Linked DNA regions of Homo sapiens: region 1 is linked to region 2. A link is a loop called in an ENCODE intact Hi-C map of the cell type or tissue named here. Cell type or tissue: dorsolateral prefrontal cortex. All regions are shown on one strand. Links, peaks and the distances in the headings refer to the core of each region. The heading gives the core; the rest is flanking DNA. Region 1 holds the start of TRG-GCC1-5 (tRNA-Gly (anticodon GCC) 1-5). Region 2 holds the start of CXADR (CXADR cell adhesion molecule).

Region 1 (8,445 bases), core at 61-8,060, 58 kb before region 2:
CGCCTGTAATCCCAGCTACTCAGGAGGATGAGGAGGAGAATCGCTTGAACCCGGGAGGCAGAGGTTGCAGAGGTTGCAGTGAGCTGAGATCGCGCCATTGCACTCCAGCCCGTCTGACAGAGCAAGAATATGTAAAAAAAAAAAAAAAAAAAAAAAAAGAATAAGGGAATCAACCGGGCTCAGTGGCTCATGACTGAAATCCCAATACTTTGGGAGGCTGAGGCAGGAGGATCACTTGAGCCCAGAAGTTTGATCCCAATCTGGGCAACACAGGGAGATCCCCGTCTCTACAAAAATTTTTTTAAAAAAAGAGAATAAGGGAATCATAAAGTTGGAAAGGTAGGTGAAAATCATTCTTCCTGTGGTTCCTAACTCTGGCTGAGCTTTTAATAAAATGCCAACAACGCCCAGGTCTTATGCTAAGAAAATTTGATTACACTTGTCTTATGTGGTGAAGGAGTAGCTGTGTATGTGCGGGTGTGTGCATGTGTGCGCGTGTGTGTGCGTGTGTGCATGTGTGTAGAGACAGGGGCTCATTATGTTGCTCAGGCTGGTGTCAAACTCCTGAGCTCAAGCAATCCACCTGCCTCAGCCTCCCACGGTGCTGGGATTACAGGCATAAGCCAGCAGGCCCGGGTAAGCAGTATTTTTTTAAAGTTCCCCAAATACTTCTAATATGCACCCAGAATTGAGGACACCCCATCTAATCCTACTCCATGTTGCCTAATCATTTTCCTGATGAGGCAACATGAGAGGTGACGTCACTTAGGAGAGTGAGTAAGGGACACACTAAAAATAACTAAAGTTACTCATCAGATCATAGATTCATTATGGAAGGAATGATCAGAAAATCAAGAGATTGGGAAGAATTGGCTTGTTTAGATGACCAGTACGGGTGAGATTAACTAGATGGAAAGTAAAGCAACCGCAAGCTGTATGTGGTGGCACTTCAAATAGGAGTAGTGGGAACTAACATGAAAAGAAAAAAATGATTACAGTTGGCAGGCAAAGGAGGGATCTGTGCAGGAAATAACTTGGCTGAATAAATAGAATGAGCTAAGACTAGATTATCCAAACACGAGATTCATTTCTAAATCAGACAGAGCTGAACTTAACAACAACTCTATCTACTTGTAGTTTCCTCTGTATAAATTTTACACTGCTAGTGAGCATGGATTTACAGTTATCTGCAAATCTTACTCCTGAAAAATGAGAATATAGACAGCTCCCTGATTTGGAGGAACTGAGAATGGAAATTACATTGTTGCATGAGGTCAAATATTTCTCAGGTTTATCTTACACATTTAGAATATTAAAAAAAATAAATTGGGGATAGCAATGAGGGAGATCAATGCAGGAGGTCAACCGATATTTATTGGCAGAAGAGCAAGGGAAAAAATGTGATGGTGTTTTGTTTTCCATCAACAGCTCCAATCTCTTCATCCTCCCTCCAAGCCAACTCTATTCCCAGATGGTCTTTAAATTCTAATATTTAAAGAAATATAGTCTTTCCAGGAGCAGTAGCTCGCGCCTGTAGGAAGGTTGCTTGAGGCCAGGAGTTTGAAACCAGCCTAGGCAACATGGTGAGACTCAAATCTTTTTTTTTTTTCTGAGACAGAGTCTCCCTCTGTCACCCATGCTGGAGTGCAGGGGTGCGATCACGGCTGACTATAACCTCCGTCTCCTGGGTTCAAGCGATTCTCCTGCCTCAGCTTCCCGAGTAGCTAGAATTACAGGCGTACGCCGCCACACCTAGCTAATTTTTATATTTTTAATAGAGACGGGGTTTCACCATGTTGGTGAGGCTGGTCTGGAACTCCTGACCTCAGGTGATCTGCCGGCCTCGGCCTCTGAAAGTGCTGGGATTACAGGCATAAGCCACCACTCCCGAACAAGACTGAAATCTAAAATAATTTTAAAAATAAATAAATAAATAAATAAAAATGTTACAGCTCAGCTCTTTTAGAATTTGTCTAACAGATTGCTTAGTCTTCACCAGGGCACCCCCTACCCCCACCACCCCACCAAAAAATGTTTTATCCAGGATAAAACTGCTTGCCTTATTATTTTCTTAATTTCATGCTGTAATCGTGTATACAGTTTCCCAACTTTTTTAGCATTAATCTTTCAAAATACAATTATCTCAGTTTGTGACCCTGATCATATGTCAAGTAATATAATTTTGTGACTCATACTTTCGGAATATTTTGTCTTAGCTTCCTGATTTTTATACACACATATACAAAGAAATCTCCATTTTTCTTTTCTTTATTCTTCTTTTATTTATTTATTTACGTATTTTTGAAGATGGGGTCTCACTGTGTTGCCCAGACTGGGTGTGGCTGGAATGGTGTGAGACTTAGAAATTACTGTAGATGTTGTTCATCCAAGTTGTCATAATGAAAATTGTGAGACATTCAAATCACTCTTTTTTATGTTATGAACCATGTGCTTCACAAACCCAGATCTCAAAGCTGTGTAGTAATCCTACTGTAGATTCAATCTAAATGTCAGCCTATGCAAATACAGACTATTTGATATAGAAATATTCCCACCCAAATATTACTTCCCAATAATTGTAATAGTAAGCCCATACAAAAATAAAGCATCAAAGACTTTTTAGCTGCCTAGCTACCATCCACTCTCTTTTCTATAGGTTTTCAAAAGTCTAATGGTTCCAACTTCTAATGGACTCAGCATTCGTCAGGGAAACTAGCTCCCAATACTCCTTGACCCTTGCACCGTAATTCATAATGCTTCCATTTTTTTGCTAAAAGAATCATCAATGGCTCTTGAATTTTTTTTTTTTTTTTTTTTTTTTTTTTTTTTTTTTTTGCACATATCCATCCACAAATGTCCCTGTTCCATTCTCCCCACGGGTACAGTGATATCTAATAATGAGTTACAAATTTTTTTTGTTTCCTCTTTAATAAATTTAGTACTGGTGTGGCTCTGAATAATTACTAAACAGCCAATTTTACGTCTTTAAAGTATGTGTATCCAGGCCGGGCGCGGTGGCTCACTCCTGTAATCCCAGCACTTTGGGAGGCCGAGGTGGGCGGATCATAAGGTCAGGAGATCGAGACCATCCTGGCTAACACAGTGAAACCTCGTTTCTACTAAAAATACAAAAAATCAGCTGGGCGTGGTGGCGGGCGCCTGTAGTCCCAGCTACTCGGGAGGCTGAGGCAGGAGAATGGTGTGAACCCGGGAGGCGGAGCTTGCAGTGAGCCGAGATCGCGCCACTGCACTCCAGCCTGGGCGACAGAGAGAGACCTCGTCTCAAAAAAAAAAAAAAAAAAAAAAAAATTGCGTCCACCTCTTCCTTATATGAACCGTTGTGAAGACTAGGGATAAAGTAAGTGAAGAGCCCGGATCTATCTGAAACACTCTTATCAATTGTTAGCTGTTATTTTTACTGTTTTCCCCTATATTCTTTTATATGTTTAGTGTCTTACAGGAAGAGGTTAAAAAGTGCAGGGGTGGGGGCAATAGGGGACAGGGAGAATATAATAAAGGATTAAGTAATTAAATAGAAGATAGGAAAGGGTGCTCCAAAAGCAAGTGTCCGTTCCAGAACTTGCTTCCTAGTAAAGCAAGGTCCTCAGGCCATCTTCTCTGAACCTTGATTCCACTGTATTTTCAGTGTGCGAACAGTGATTTAAATCAGTCCATTTTAGCTGTCAAACTCATACCGTTTGAGAAGATTCATAACCCCAGAGAGAGCGCTTACGAAGGAGGGATTAACATGGCAAACACATGCGCAAACTCCAGATGGCTGAGCTGAGACATGTTTGGGGGAAAGTCTCTCTCCTGACTGTGGAGGAAATGCTATATGGGAGGAAAACTAGTGTCTTTTGTGATAAAGGATGGTCAGTTAGTCACTGGGTCACAAAGCCTGTTCTACAAATCATTCAATTTAAGAAGCATTTGGGACCCCTCGAAAGTTTTTTTGTTTGTTTTTGAGACGAAGTTTCTCTCACTGTTGCTGTGGCTGGAATACAACGGTGCAGTCTCGGCTTACCGCAACCTCCCGCGCACGGTCCAAAACACATTTTCGTGCTGCATGGGCCGGGAATCGAACCCGGGCCTCCCGCGTGGCAGGCGAGAATTCTACCACTGAACCACCCATGCACCGATAGAAGAGTTGGGGAAAAGCAGTAACATGATTGGAACGCGACTGGAAGGTGTTCTTTGTTGCAAGAGACTAGATAATGGAGAAGGAAGATGATAATATTTTGGTCACTTGGCTGGGCATGGTGGCTCATGCCTGTAATCTCAGCACTTTGGGAGGCCGAGTGGGGAGGATTGCTTGAGCCCAGGAGTTCGAGACCAGCCTGGGCAACACAGGGAGACTCTTGTCTCTAAAAAAAAAAACTAAAAAAAAAGAAAATGAGCCGGGCATGGTGGCACGTGCCTGTAGTCCCAGCTACTCAGGAGCCTGAGGAGGGAGGATTGCTTGAGCCTGGGAGGTCAAGGCTGCAGCGAGCTGTGGTCATGCCACTTGCAATCCAGCCTAGGTGACAGAGTGAGACACTGCCTCAACAGCAACAAAAAAGTTGGTCACTTGAAGTATTGCTACTTATTGATTCATGATACAATTAAATGTTGCCTCTCCAGATTGTTTGGGGGAATTGGGGGGTTTTTTGAGAATAAAGTGCTCCAGATAGCCGTGTGAGTGCCTCTTGAATAAACACCAGTTTTTTTAAAAATTGAATTCATTTATATAAAAATATAAATTGCATTAAATGCTATTTATATTAAATGCTTTCCTGCCATCTTAAGCAGAATGCGCTGAATAATACCTTACTGAGGACTCAGCACCGTGACAGCCATTGCTGATTATTGCAGTGAACTGTGATTCAGTGATGTGGGACACACCGTCAAGGAAGTGAGTGCAATGAGAGCTCCACATACACAAAGTTCAGAAAAAAACAAAGCACAGGAGGCTGTTTGCTTTCTAACTACTCGTTTCACCCCTGGACTCTGGTGTACTCTCCAGCATGCCACACTTCAGGAAGGATATTGGCAAAGTGGAGTATTCTAGCTAAGAAAAGAAGCTAGGATGGTAAGCGCTATTGAAACAAGGTTCAGCCAGCAAAATGTCTGAAAGCGTTAGAGAAGCTTAACTTAGAGAAAACTTATATATAAATATTTAAATGTTGGTAGTATTGTCTTGTGACGATGCCTTGAATAGAAACCTGTAAATATCAACCTGGTCTCTACTAAAACTACAAAAATTAGCCAGGCGTGGTGGTGCAAGCCGGTGGTCCCAGCTATTCAGGAGGCTGAGGCAGGAGAATCGCTTGAACCTGGGAGGCGGAGGCTGCAGTGAGCCGAGATCGCGCCATTGCACTCCAGCCTGGACAACAGAGCGAGACTCTGTCTCAAAAAAAAGAAAAAAGAAAGAGAGAAGGGGTGGGGAGAGAGAGGAATAAAGAAAACTGTAAATATCTAATAGAATACTAAGACTAATTGGTAAAAATCATTACAGAAAAGCAGATTTTGGGCCGGACGCAGTCGCTCACGCCTGTAATCCCAACACTTTGGGAGGCCGAGGCTGGCGGATCACCTGAGGTTGGGAGTTCGAGACCACCCTGACCAACATGGAGAAACCCCGTCTCTACTAAAAACACAAAATTAGTCGGGTATGGTGGCACATGCCTGTAATCCCAGCTACTCGGGAGGCTGAGGCAGGAGAATCGCTTGAACCCAGGAGGCGGAGGTTGCGGTGAGCCGGAGATCGCGCCATTGCACTCCAGCCTGGGCAACAAGAACGAAACTCCGTCTCAAAAAAAAAAAGAAAAGCGGATTTTGATTCAATATGAAAGAAACTCCTCTTTATAATTCATTTTGATTCATAATTTATGTGCAAGATCTTACTTGGTTTCGCAGGTAATGGAATAATGAGCGAACAAAAGTCCCAAACTCAAAAAAGACATTAACCTAGGGTAGCTGGAATGGAGAGTGCACGAGGCGAGGAGCAATGAGAGTTGGAGAAGCAAATGGGACTAGATCATGGAGGGCCTGGAAAGGTAGGATTGTTTTAAACAAGTAACTGGAAGTGATAAATCATTTTAAAATATTTTTAACTCACATTTTAATTACAAAGCTAATTATTATAAAAGTAAAATAAGTTTATTAAAATTTTAAATATATCAAAATATATTATGTAAAAGTGAAAGTTCACCCTAACCCCAATTTACAGAGGTACCTGTGAGTCGTTTAGCCCGTGTCTTTTTTTTTTTGAGACAGAGTTTCGCCCTTGCCCAGGCTGGAGTGCAGTGGTGCCATCTCGGCTCACTGCAGCCTCCGCCTCCTGGGTTCAAGCAATTCTCCTGCTTCAGCCTCCTGAGTAGCCGGGATTACAGGCGCCCACCACCATGCCTGGCTAATTTTTTTTAGTTGAGACGGGGTTCCGCATGTTGGTCAGGCTGGTCTCAAACTCCTGGCCTTTCAGGTAATCCACCCGCCTTGGCCTCCCAAAGTGCTGGGATTACAGGCGTGAGTCACTGTGCCTGGTTTTTTGTTTTTTGGTTTTTTTTTTTTTGAGATGGAGTCTCACTCTGTCACCCAGGCTGGAGTGCAGTGGCACAATCTCGGCTCACAGCAACCTCAGCCTCCGGGGTTCAAGTAGCTGGGATTACAGGCACGTGCCACCATGCCAGGATAATTTTTGTATTTTTAGTAGAGACAGGGTTTCGCCATGTTGGCCGGGGTGGTCTCGAACTCCTGACCTCAAGTGATTCACCAGCCTCCACCTCCCAAAGTGCTGGGATTACAGGTGTGAGCCACCACACCCGGCCCCTGGCCTGTGCCTTTACTTGACCTTTTTGTTGCTATGTGTTCCACATCTATAAAATGAGGATCATAATAGTACCTACCCAATAGAGGCAACATGAGAATTAAATTAATTACCGCCAACTCCATAAAGGCAGGGATTTTGTTTGATTTAGGGGTTTTCAACCTCTGTACTACTGATATTTTAGGCTGAATAATTTCCGGTAGTGGAAAGAGGGGCTGGTGTCCTGCACACTGTGGGTTGTGTAGCAGCATCTCTGGCTTCTACCCACTTCTACCTGCAACAAAAACTATTTATAGACATGGCCAAATGTCCTCTGGGGGGCAAAATCACCCAGGTTGAAAACCACTGGTCTAATTTACTGCTGAGAGCCTGTCACCCAGCACAGCATGCAATAAATATTTGTCGAATTGAATGAATGAAGTGAATGCATATAGGAAGCCCTCAGTAAGTGTTACCTATTTTTATTATACTATTTTCCAACTATATAAATTTCTACATAAGTGGGATCCAATTATGTGTACTTCAAGGCAAATTGCATTTTTTCTCTAACAATCTACCTTGGTCATACTTTTACATCACCACCACCATTTTATACAGTTGTATCTCGATTGCTTTCTATGGCGTGAAAGTAGTTTTATAATTCATTTATTCAATTCATTATTGATGTGCATATAGGCTAATTTCAATTTGTTGTTATAAATAATGCTACAAAGAACATTTTTCATTATGAATTTTTATTTACTGTCACATCCGGGGCTATGCAATGTATCATGCCCTAATTTGGAAAGGGATTTTGTATTAGGCAGGTTTCTCCAGAGAAACAGAATCAATAGGATGTATATACACACAAGGAAACTTGTTTATAAAGAAATTGTCTTACACAATTATGGGGGTTGGCAAGTCCAAAATCTGCAGGGTAGACCAGCTGGCTGAAGACCCAGGAAAGAGTTGATGCTGCAGTCCAAGTCCGAAGGTCATCTGCTACAGATTCCCTTTCGCGGCAGGTAGCTCAGTCTTTCATTCTATTCAAGCCATCAACTGATTGGATGAGACTTACCCACATTAGGAAGAGTAATCTGGGCCAGGCGTGATGGCTCACACCTGTAATTCCAGCACTTTGGGAGGCCAAGGCACGTGGATCCCTTGAGCTCAGGAGTTTGAGACCAGCCTGGGCAACGTGGCAAAATCCCAATTCTACAAAAAATACAAAAATTAGCTGGGCATGGAGGCGCATGCCTTGTGGTCCCAGCTATTCACAAGGCTGAGGTGGGAGGATCGTTTGATCCCAGGAGGTCGAGGCTGCAGTGAGCTGAGATTGTGCCACTGCCCTCCAGTCTGGGCGACAGAGCGAGACTCCATCTCAAAAAATATATAAGTAAATTAAATAAAATAAAATACAAACACAGAATTAGCCAGTTGTAGTGGCACGCTCCTGTAATCCCATGTACTCAGGAGGCTGAGGGAAGAGAATTGCTTGAACTCAGGAGGTGGGGGTTGCAGTGAGACGAGATCTGCCACTGCACTCCAGCTTGGGCGACAAAGCAAGAATCTGTCTCAGAGGGTGGAGGTGGGGGGTGGGGAAAGAACTACCTGGGACTGCATACTTTATAAAGAAAATAGGTTTAATTGACTTACAGTTC
Region 2 (8,445 bases), core at 285-8,284:
CCGAGTAGCTGGGATTACAGGCATGTGCCACCACACCCGGCTAATTTTGTATTTTTAGTAGAGATGGGGTTTCTCCATGTTAGTTAGGCTGATCTCGAACTCACGACCTCAGGTGATCTGCCCGCCTCGGCATCCCAAAGTGCTGGGATTACAGGCGTGAGCCACTGTGACTGGCGAAATCTTCATTTCTTAAGAACAGCATTATCATTTTTCAGAAAACAGAAAAATTAGCAGCAGTTTCACATATAATAGAAAGTTTCTTGGCCTGGCGCAGTGACTCACGCCTGTAATCCTAGCACTTTGGGAGGCTGAGGCAGGCAAATCACCTGAGGTCAGGGGTTTGAGACCAGTCTAGCCAACATGACGAAACCCCCATCTCTGCTAGAAATACAAAAATAGCCGGGTGTGGTGGTGCATGCCTGTAATCCCAGCTACACGTGAGGCTGAGGCAGAATTGCTTGAACCCGGGAGGCGAAGTTGCAGTGAGCCGAGATCATGCCACTGCACTCCAGCCTGGGTGACAGATGGAGATCCGTCCCAAAAAAAAAAAAAAAAAAAAGAGAGTTTCTTAATTCACATGTCTTCATATTCCAAGCTGAGAAGAGATGAAAATCCTTTAATTCTTAAGTATAAATTAACCTTTGAATATGATTGTAGGATTTTAATAATCTATGGGTGTGTTCATAGATCTATTAGTGCTGAGACATTTTTGTAAGGATGGATGCTTTATTAACCACAGTTATTTGTGTATCTGTAATTATAGCCTTGATGGAGCAAGGATCATCACCTTTAAGCTGGTTTAGAGGCTATATAATGTGGAGTGCTTGGTGCATTACTAAGACAGGGCAATTCACTTAATGGCTGTGCACTATTTCTTAGCTTGGTTTGAAGACAAAAAAGAATAATTTATATGTTCCAGAATAAATGAGATTATCTTATTATAGCTTCCAGAAGACATAATTTCCAAGCTGACAACAGCCACAAATGCATTTTAAGGTGTCTTTAATATATTTCACATAACTGCATAATTTTAGCTACTGTTTATGAAATAATTTAGTCACAAACCAAAGTCTAAAAATGACTTCATGTAACTTTTTAAAGAACAATACTTCCCCAAATAAGATCGACTGCTTCTTTCAAGATTATTTAAATCTTAGAATGGTACATTTTAAAAAAATCTGTGTTCAGTAATCTAAAGCAGCAGAAAAAAATTGATGTAAAACTTACGTTTTAAAAAACGCATTCTGGGCTGGGCACAGTGGCTCACGGCTGTAATCCCAGCACTTTGGGAGGCCAAGGTGGGCGATCACCTGAGGTCAGGAGATCTAGACCATCCTGGCTAACATGATGAAACCCTGTCTCTACTAAAAATACAAAAATTAGCCGGGTGTGGTGGAGTGCACCTGTAGTCCCTGCTACTCAGGAGGCTGAGGCAGGAGAATCGCTTGAATCCAGGAGGCCAAGGTTGCAGTGGGCGAGATCACGCCACTGCACTCCAGCCTGGGCGACAGAGCGAGATCCTGTCCCCCTCTCCCAAAAAAGCACATTCTGAAAAGATATATTTAAGGTGCAATGATTTGTTGTTGCACAGATACTTAAATTTTATTAACATATTGCCATAGAAAATAAGCATTCAATTCAACTTGAGAAATACTTGAGAACCTAGTATGTGCTTTCAGAAGTGACGAAGACAAAAAAAAAATGTGCTTTTTCAGCCTTCTAGAAGTATTTAGAACAAGAAAAGTGATTAATAGGTATGCAAATGCCTAACACAGAAGGAGGCAAAAGCTAAGAATTAGAAGAAAAAGTACCAGGAAAGGGATTAAGATAAAAATCCTTTTGGGTAGTTGTTGTTCCTCTTCCTCCTCCTCCTCCTTCCTCCTCCCTTCGTCCTCCCGGTCCTCCTCCCTCCTCCTCCTAAATCCTTTCGGGTAATTCCTCCCCCCCCCCTCCTCCTCCTAAATCCTTTTGGGTAATTCTTCCTCCTCCTCCTCCTCCTTTTCTTCTTCTTTCTGCTTCCTTCTCCTTCTTGGATCAAGGCTCTCTGCAACCTCTGCCTCCTGGGCTCACTTTATTAGCTCCACTTACTGAGATCCTGCTTACCGGGTTCCTGCACATAGTAAGTGGAAGATAACAAAACTAATATTGGATAATATTTGTCCTCCTACCTCAGCCTCCGGAGTAGCTGGGACTACAGGCACTGCGCGCCATCACATCCGGCTCATTTTTTATTTTTAGTAGATATGGGGGGTCTTGCCATGTTGCCCAGGCTGGTCTCGAACGCCTGGGCTCAGGCGATCGTCCACCTCTGCCTCCCAACATGCTGGGAGTTCGAGACCAGCCTGGCCCATATGGTGAAACCCCGTCTCTACTAAAAATACAAAAATTAGCCGGGCGTGGTGGCGCGCGCCTGTAGTCCCAGGTACTCGGGAAGCTGAAGCAGAAGAATCGCTTGAACCTTGGAGGCGGAGGTTGCAGTGAGCCGAGATGGGGTCACTGAACTCCAGCCTGGGCGACAGAGCGAGTATAGAAAAGTTCTCGTAGAACACTGTTAAACAGATGAACAACTTCAATACTTGCTCTTCTCTGCTTGATTTCATTTAGTGTGGTGAGTAAAAATTTAAATTCCAAATATTATTTACACGCAATTATATCCAGTAGAATTCCTGTTTGCTCAAATGGGAAGTCCCTAGCCGTTACTCATGTTGTCTTACGTCTGTATTGAACTCTTATTAGTTTGTAAAAGCTTTGGCAGAACTTTACAATCAGATGGTATGATTTTGCAAAGCCACTTCCTCTTACTACCACTGGTCATCTGTCATTTATTGGGCTGCCGTAAAGCAGGATTCCCCTTAAATCAAATTAAATTGGAATCACTTGAGTAAGGCTCAGGTACTAGTATATATATACATATATAGATAGATAGATAGATAGATATATTTTTTTTTTTTTTGAGACGGAGTCTCGCTGTGTCGCCCAGGCTGGAGTGCAGTGGCGCAATCTCGGCTCACTGCAAGCTCCCCCTCCCGGGGTTCACGCCATTCTCCTGCCTCAGCCTCCCGAGTCGCTGGGACTACAGGCGCCTGCAACCACGCCTGGCTAATTTTTTGTATTTTTAGTAGAGACAGGGTTTCACCGTGTTAGCCAGGATGGTCTCGATCTCCTGACCTCATGATCCGCCCGCCTGGGCCCCCAAAGTGCTGGGATTACAGGCGTGAGTCACCGCGCCCAGCCAGGCACTAGTATTTTTAAAACATTCTCCAAGTAATTTTCATGTGCAGCCAGAATTGCAACTCACCAGGCTAAACTGCAGTTGCGCAATTCTGGTCTTCTTGATACCTGATTTCTTTGCCCCTTCTCTTTTCTGGTTCAATGCATAATAAGAATTTTCCAATATTAGTTTTATTAGCTTCCACTTACTGAATTCTGCTTACGGGGGTTCCTGCTTAGTCTAGATAGTAAGCAGGAACTTACAAACTATGTAAGCTTATAGACTACATAAGCAGGAACCCTGTAAGCAAGAACTCAGTAAGTGGAAGCTAATTAAAACTACGTGCCAGGCAGGGTGCCAAGCATTTTTTGTGCATTATCTCATTTAACTTTCATAGCAACCCCGAAGTAGGTGCCATTTCTATGAAACCTGCCCAGTTACTGCCCCACTCCGCGGAATAAGCTCTTACCCACCGCTCCTCTTCTTCAATTCATTTCTGTTATGGAACTGTCGCGGCACTACAAAGTCTCTATGTAGTTATAAATAAACGTTATCTGGAAGAGCAGCCGACAACAACTTTCAAGATCTCCAATTCCCCGACCCCACACTCCAACTGACGCCTTCAACCACAACTACTGAGCCCCACTTTCAAAGCTCACTCACTAATATTGGATAATAGTTGTCTGCCTACCTCAGCCTCCGGAGTAGCTGGGACTATAGCGTCTTACTAGCCAGCTTCAGGGCTAGAATAGCCTTTCTGTGCAAGTGGAAAAAACCTCAGGTATTTCCCAAATCGGTAGCTGCAGAGGGGCTCTATCCCTACCAGAGATGGAGAAAAGCCCTCTCGCGCTTTTTATGTCAGCCAGAGCGGCTCGTTAAGAGAGCGAAGGCCAGGGGCTGCACAGGTCGCATCCCGTGAGCATGAGGTCAGAGAACCTGCCCCTGGGGCAAACCGCGAGGGGTGGGACGGGTGGGTGCAGGCGGGGCGGAGGGTAGGAGCCGCCCTAGTGGCGGCCCCTGGGAGTGTCCCGTGCCTCGCCTTAAAGGAGGGCGCCAACGCAATTTCAGTATGTGGGAGACGGGCTGCCCCACCCCCGCGCGCAAAACCCTGGTTTAGCTTAAGGGATGGAGGCGGGGACCCCTGCGCAGGCTTGCGGCGTGGGAGGCGGCCGCCCGCGACCTACGACGCCGCGCGCCGGGAGGCTGAGAGTTCGGCGCCGGGAGGGTCCCGGGGACAGAAGAGCGCCTCGCCCGGTTGCCAAGGCAACCCCACGCGGCTGGAGAAGCCGGCGCTCGCAGCCCGGCCCGGGCCGCTGCCGGAAGTGACGCGAGTTCACCTGCCGAGCGGGGGCTGGGAGGAGGGGCGGAGGGTGCAGAGGTGCCGCCGCCGCCGCGAGCCAGTCGGGAGCGCGCGAGGCGCGGGGAGCCTGGGACCAGGAGCGAGAGCCGCCTACCTGCAGCCGCCGCCCACGGCACGGCAGCCACCATGGCGCTCCTGCTGTGCTTCGTGCTCCTGTGCGGAGTAGTGGGTGAGTAGGGGCCATGGGGTCCTCAGCACCCGCCCAGCCCGGGGGCGCTCGCTGCCCGCGGCCACCCAGGAACAATGGGGCGTGGGGGAGGGGGCGGGCGCGATTTGGGGGCGCTGCTGCAGGGGCGGCGGGGCGGGCAGAATTGCACAGGGGCGCTTTTGCTGGGCCGGGCGCTCCTGGAGCCGTCCCGTAGGGAGCCGCGCAGGGCGCGCGGAGTGCCCGGGGACGGAGCCCTCGGCGGGGGGTGGAGGCGGAGGGGCTCGGGCGCGGCGTGTCGGGTGCGCCTCGCAGCTCTCCCATAGCATTCTCTGCCCCGGTGCGGGCTTGCCTTTCTTTGCTCTCGCCGTCTCCCTTGTCAGCCTTCGTGTCGGTTCTCTCCAGCGTTACCCGATTTCAAAAACCTTGGGCGGCGAGTTTTCAGGTGTCGAGTCGCCCAGGCGGGGAGGCTGAATTGCAAACGCCATTATTCAATGGACATGGAGCTGCCCGGTGCCTCGGATCGGCCAGGCTACCTCTAGGAAAGAGGCGCTGAGCGAACGCCAGCCTGGACGGTGTTAGTCTCCTGGAAGCAGCTCGCCCAGGCAGGAGCTGCTAACCAGACGCGCATTGTGAAGGAGACCGTGGAAAATCAAAAGTGGGTTCCTGCAAAAATGTAGCATTGGTTTCTGCAGTCCTTGGGCGAAGTGCAAAGGAGAATTCAGTGACCTCGTTTTTGAGTTTGTAATGAGTCGTTCATTTTGGAGATAAGACGGGCTGAGTTGTACAGGGTAATTGCTAGAGGATTTGCCAAGTGCGTTTGTCGACTGCTCCTTTCTCTGGGAGGGGAAAAAAGGCATGTGAAAAATGCGTGGACCATTAGGAGGCGTAATCATTTTGACACTTTAAAAAACGGATTTTCCATGTCGGTGTTTTAACCAACTGATCTTGTTTGTCAAACTAAGCACTTGCTGCGTTTTATAACCAAATAATTCATTTTTAAAAATCCGTAGGTGGGATCCTAGGAGGCGCACTTAGTATAGCCTCTGGAAGGGTAATTTTTTGTTGTTAGGTGCTCTGAAGCAGGATCTAGTGGCCCTTTCTGTTGGGATGGCTCTCTGCTTCCTGTTGAAATGTTAATTCCATTGTTGGATGCCACAGCTGTGAGCATTACTCATGGGATCAACATTCTATTAGCAAGTCTAATCTTCGATCTGAGCCTATAGCACTACCTCCACCTTTTTGATATATATCATTTAGACTTGGCGGGCTGAAATGTCCAAAGTAAGCCTTCCGGAGAAGATGAAGGGTCATAGAACCAGTTTACAGGTACATTCCCACCTTTCTTTCTTTTTTTTCTTTTTTTTGTCTAGGCCGAACCTGAAGATGAAGTTGAGAACACAGTGTGTTCTCTGGGAAAAAAAAAAAAAATAGTTTTAGACCACATCTAAAGCAGAAAAGTGGAAGAACATAAATTATGTGGAGGAACTTTTTTTTTTTTTTAAATGGAGTTTCGCTCTTGTTGCACAGGCTGGAGTGCAATGGCGTGATCTTGGCTCACCACAACCTCCGCCCCCCGCGTTTAAGCGATTCTCCTGCCTCAGCCTCCTGAGTAGCTGGGATTACAGGCACCCCCCACCATGCCCGGCTAACTTTTTTATTTTTAGTAGAAACCATGTTGGTCAGGCTGGTCTCAAACTCCCGACCTCAGGTGATCCGCCTCCCTCAGCCTCCCAGAGTCCTGGGATTACAAGCGTGAGCCACCATGCCTGGCAGGAACTAGTTGTTGTTGTTTTAACGGGAATATTTAGATAATTGGATTTAATTTTTTTTTTTTGGAATGCCTCACTTTGATAGGCACAATTCTAAGAAATAATATTTTGATGCAGAGAGTCATTGTGCTCATAAGGTATACACGGGTACAGTGAACATCTACTCGAAGGGCCAGTGTCTCAGCTAAACAAGGCAACTATCTTTATTCCAGTTTTTCAGTTTAAGAACAGCTGAGGCCAGGCACGGTGCTTGTAATCCCAGCAATTTGGGAGGTTGAGACGGGAGGGTCATTTGAGTGTAGGAGTTTGAGACCAGCCTGGGCAACATGGCGAGACCGCATTTCTACAAAAAATACAACAAAATAAAACCCAAAAAGAACTAGCTAGGTGCAGTGATGCTTGTCATAGTCCCAGCTACGCGGGAGGCTGAGATGGGAGGTTTGCCGGAGCCTGGGAGGTCTAAGCTCATGAGGTCTAAGATCATGACGCTGCTCTCGAGCCTGGGCGACAGAGTGAGACTCTGTCTCAAAAAAAAAAAGAAGACATACTAATTGATGAATGGCTTTATTTCTTCAGATATTTCTGACCATTTAGAAATGCATTGGTATGGGCCGGGCGCGGTGGCTCACGCCTGTAATCCCAGCACTTTGGGAGGCCGAGGCGGGCAGATCATGAGGTTAGGAGATCGAGACCATCCTGGCTAACACGGTGAAACCCCGTCCCTACTAAAAATACAAAAAAATTAGCCGAGCCTGGTGGCAGGCGCCTGTAGTACCAGCTGAGGCTGAGGCAGGAGAATGGCGTGAACCCGGGAGGCGTAGCTTGCAGTGAGCCCACATCGCGCCACTGCATTCCAGCCTGGGCGACAGAGCTAGACTCCGTCTCTGAAACAAATAAACAAAAAAAAAGGCATTGTTATTAACTCAAGTTCACTGTTAACATGATTGACTCCTACTTTAGCAAAACAAGGGAAAGACTCATTCAGATTATACCGTCAGTGATAGATATTCCTCCAGCTCTGAAACAGTTTTGTGGTATACTCTGGCTGCAGATGGGACTCCTTTCGATGCATTTTTATTGGCTGCCTACTAGTGAGTCATACTACTAGTAATCAGTAGTAGCAGCAGTAGTAAGCAGTGGCAGTAGCAGTAGTAGTAAAATTAAACCCTTGATCAGTTATGAAATGCCAGATACTGTTCTAAGGGCTTTACATACCTATATATTCAATCCACCAAGCAACCCGAGAGGGTATTTATTATACTTATCCCTGTTGTACAAATAGAGAAACAGAGGCACAGAGTCGTTATATAATTAACTTGTGAAGATCACAGATTTGCTCTTGAATCTGTGTTCTCATCACACTATGCTCTTCTGTCCCTACAGCAGCCACTTTCTCTTACTACCACTGGTCATCTGTCATTTATTAAGAACCTACTGTTGGTTTGACTGTGTGTCAAATACTGAAGGCTTTTATTATTAGCTCTTTAATGTCATAGTCTTAATTGAATACTTTGAGGCATTGTGAGGACACTAGTTTCTCCAGGGCTTGGGTTGACATTGTAAACTAATGTGGCCTAGGGACCTGCAGCGTCAGCATTACTTAGGGATCTTGTTAAAGTTTGGGGTGGTGTTCTTCAATTGCCAACATGAATGGAACTAAAAAAGTCTGGTCTCCCAACCTCTTGTTAGCTATTTGATGGTGGCCAAGCCTCACTGTGTGTCTGTTGCCTTACGTGTCAAGAATGGGGATCCTGGAGCAGGTAATGGGGGTTGAAGGTGGAAGGGTTGGGTAGATGTTGGTCAAGGGATACAAAATTAAATCCATTATCCAACATGGTGACTATAGTTAATAACAATGTATTATATTTTTGAAAATTGCTATGAGTGGATTTTAAGTGTTCTCACCACAAAAAGTATGTGAGGTAATGCATATGTTAATTCCCTGGATTTAACCATT

What was found. Peaks named below come from ENCODE experiments on the same cell type or tissue, not always from the same donor. Only the 100,000 strongest peaks of a DNase experiment are listed, where the experiment ranks them.
Region 1: it touches region 2 in a loop (1.9-fold over the local background); 23 of 110 quality-filtered maps call a loop at or near these places.

Annotation. Positions count from the first base shown.
Region 1 is chr21:17,450,726-17,459,170 of GRCh38, forward strand. It overlaps TRG-GCC1-5 (tRNA-Gly (anticodon GCC) 1-5), which reads right to left and starts at 4,134; the gene lies at 4,064-4,134. RefSeq lists an enhancer at 3,904-3,973 and a silencer at 4,014-4,223. In dorsolateral prefrontal cortex, for the core only: no CTCF peak of the experiment used is centred there; a DNase peak (open chromatin) is centred at 4,106; H3K4me3 peaks cover 439 bases; H3K27ac peaks cover 2,667 bases.
Region 2 is chr21:17,508,433-17,516,877 of GRCh38, forward strand. It overlaps CXADR (CXADR cell adhesion molecule), which reads left to right and starts at 4,611. Exons shown (of 7, transcript NM_001338.5): 1 at 4,611-4,740. The coding sequence starts at 4,698. RefSeq lists silencers at 4,062-4,181, 4,242-4,781. In dorsolateral prefrontal cortex, for the core only: CTCF peaks have their summits at 4,271, 4,474 and 5,683; DNase peaks (open chromatin) are centred at 3,602, 4,539 and 5,179; H3K4me3 peaks cover 4,162 bases; H3K27ac peaks cover 4,915 bases.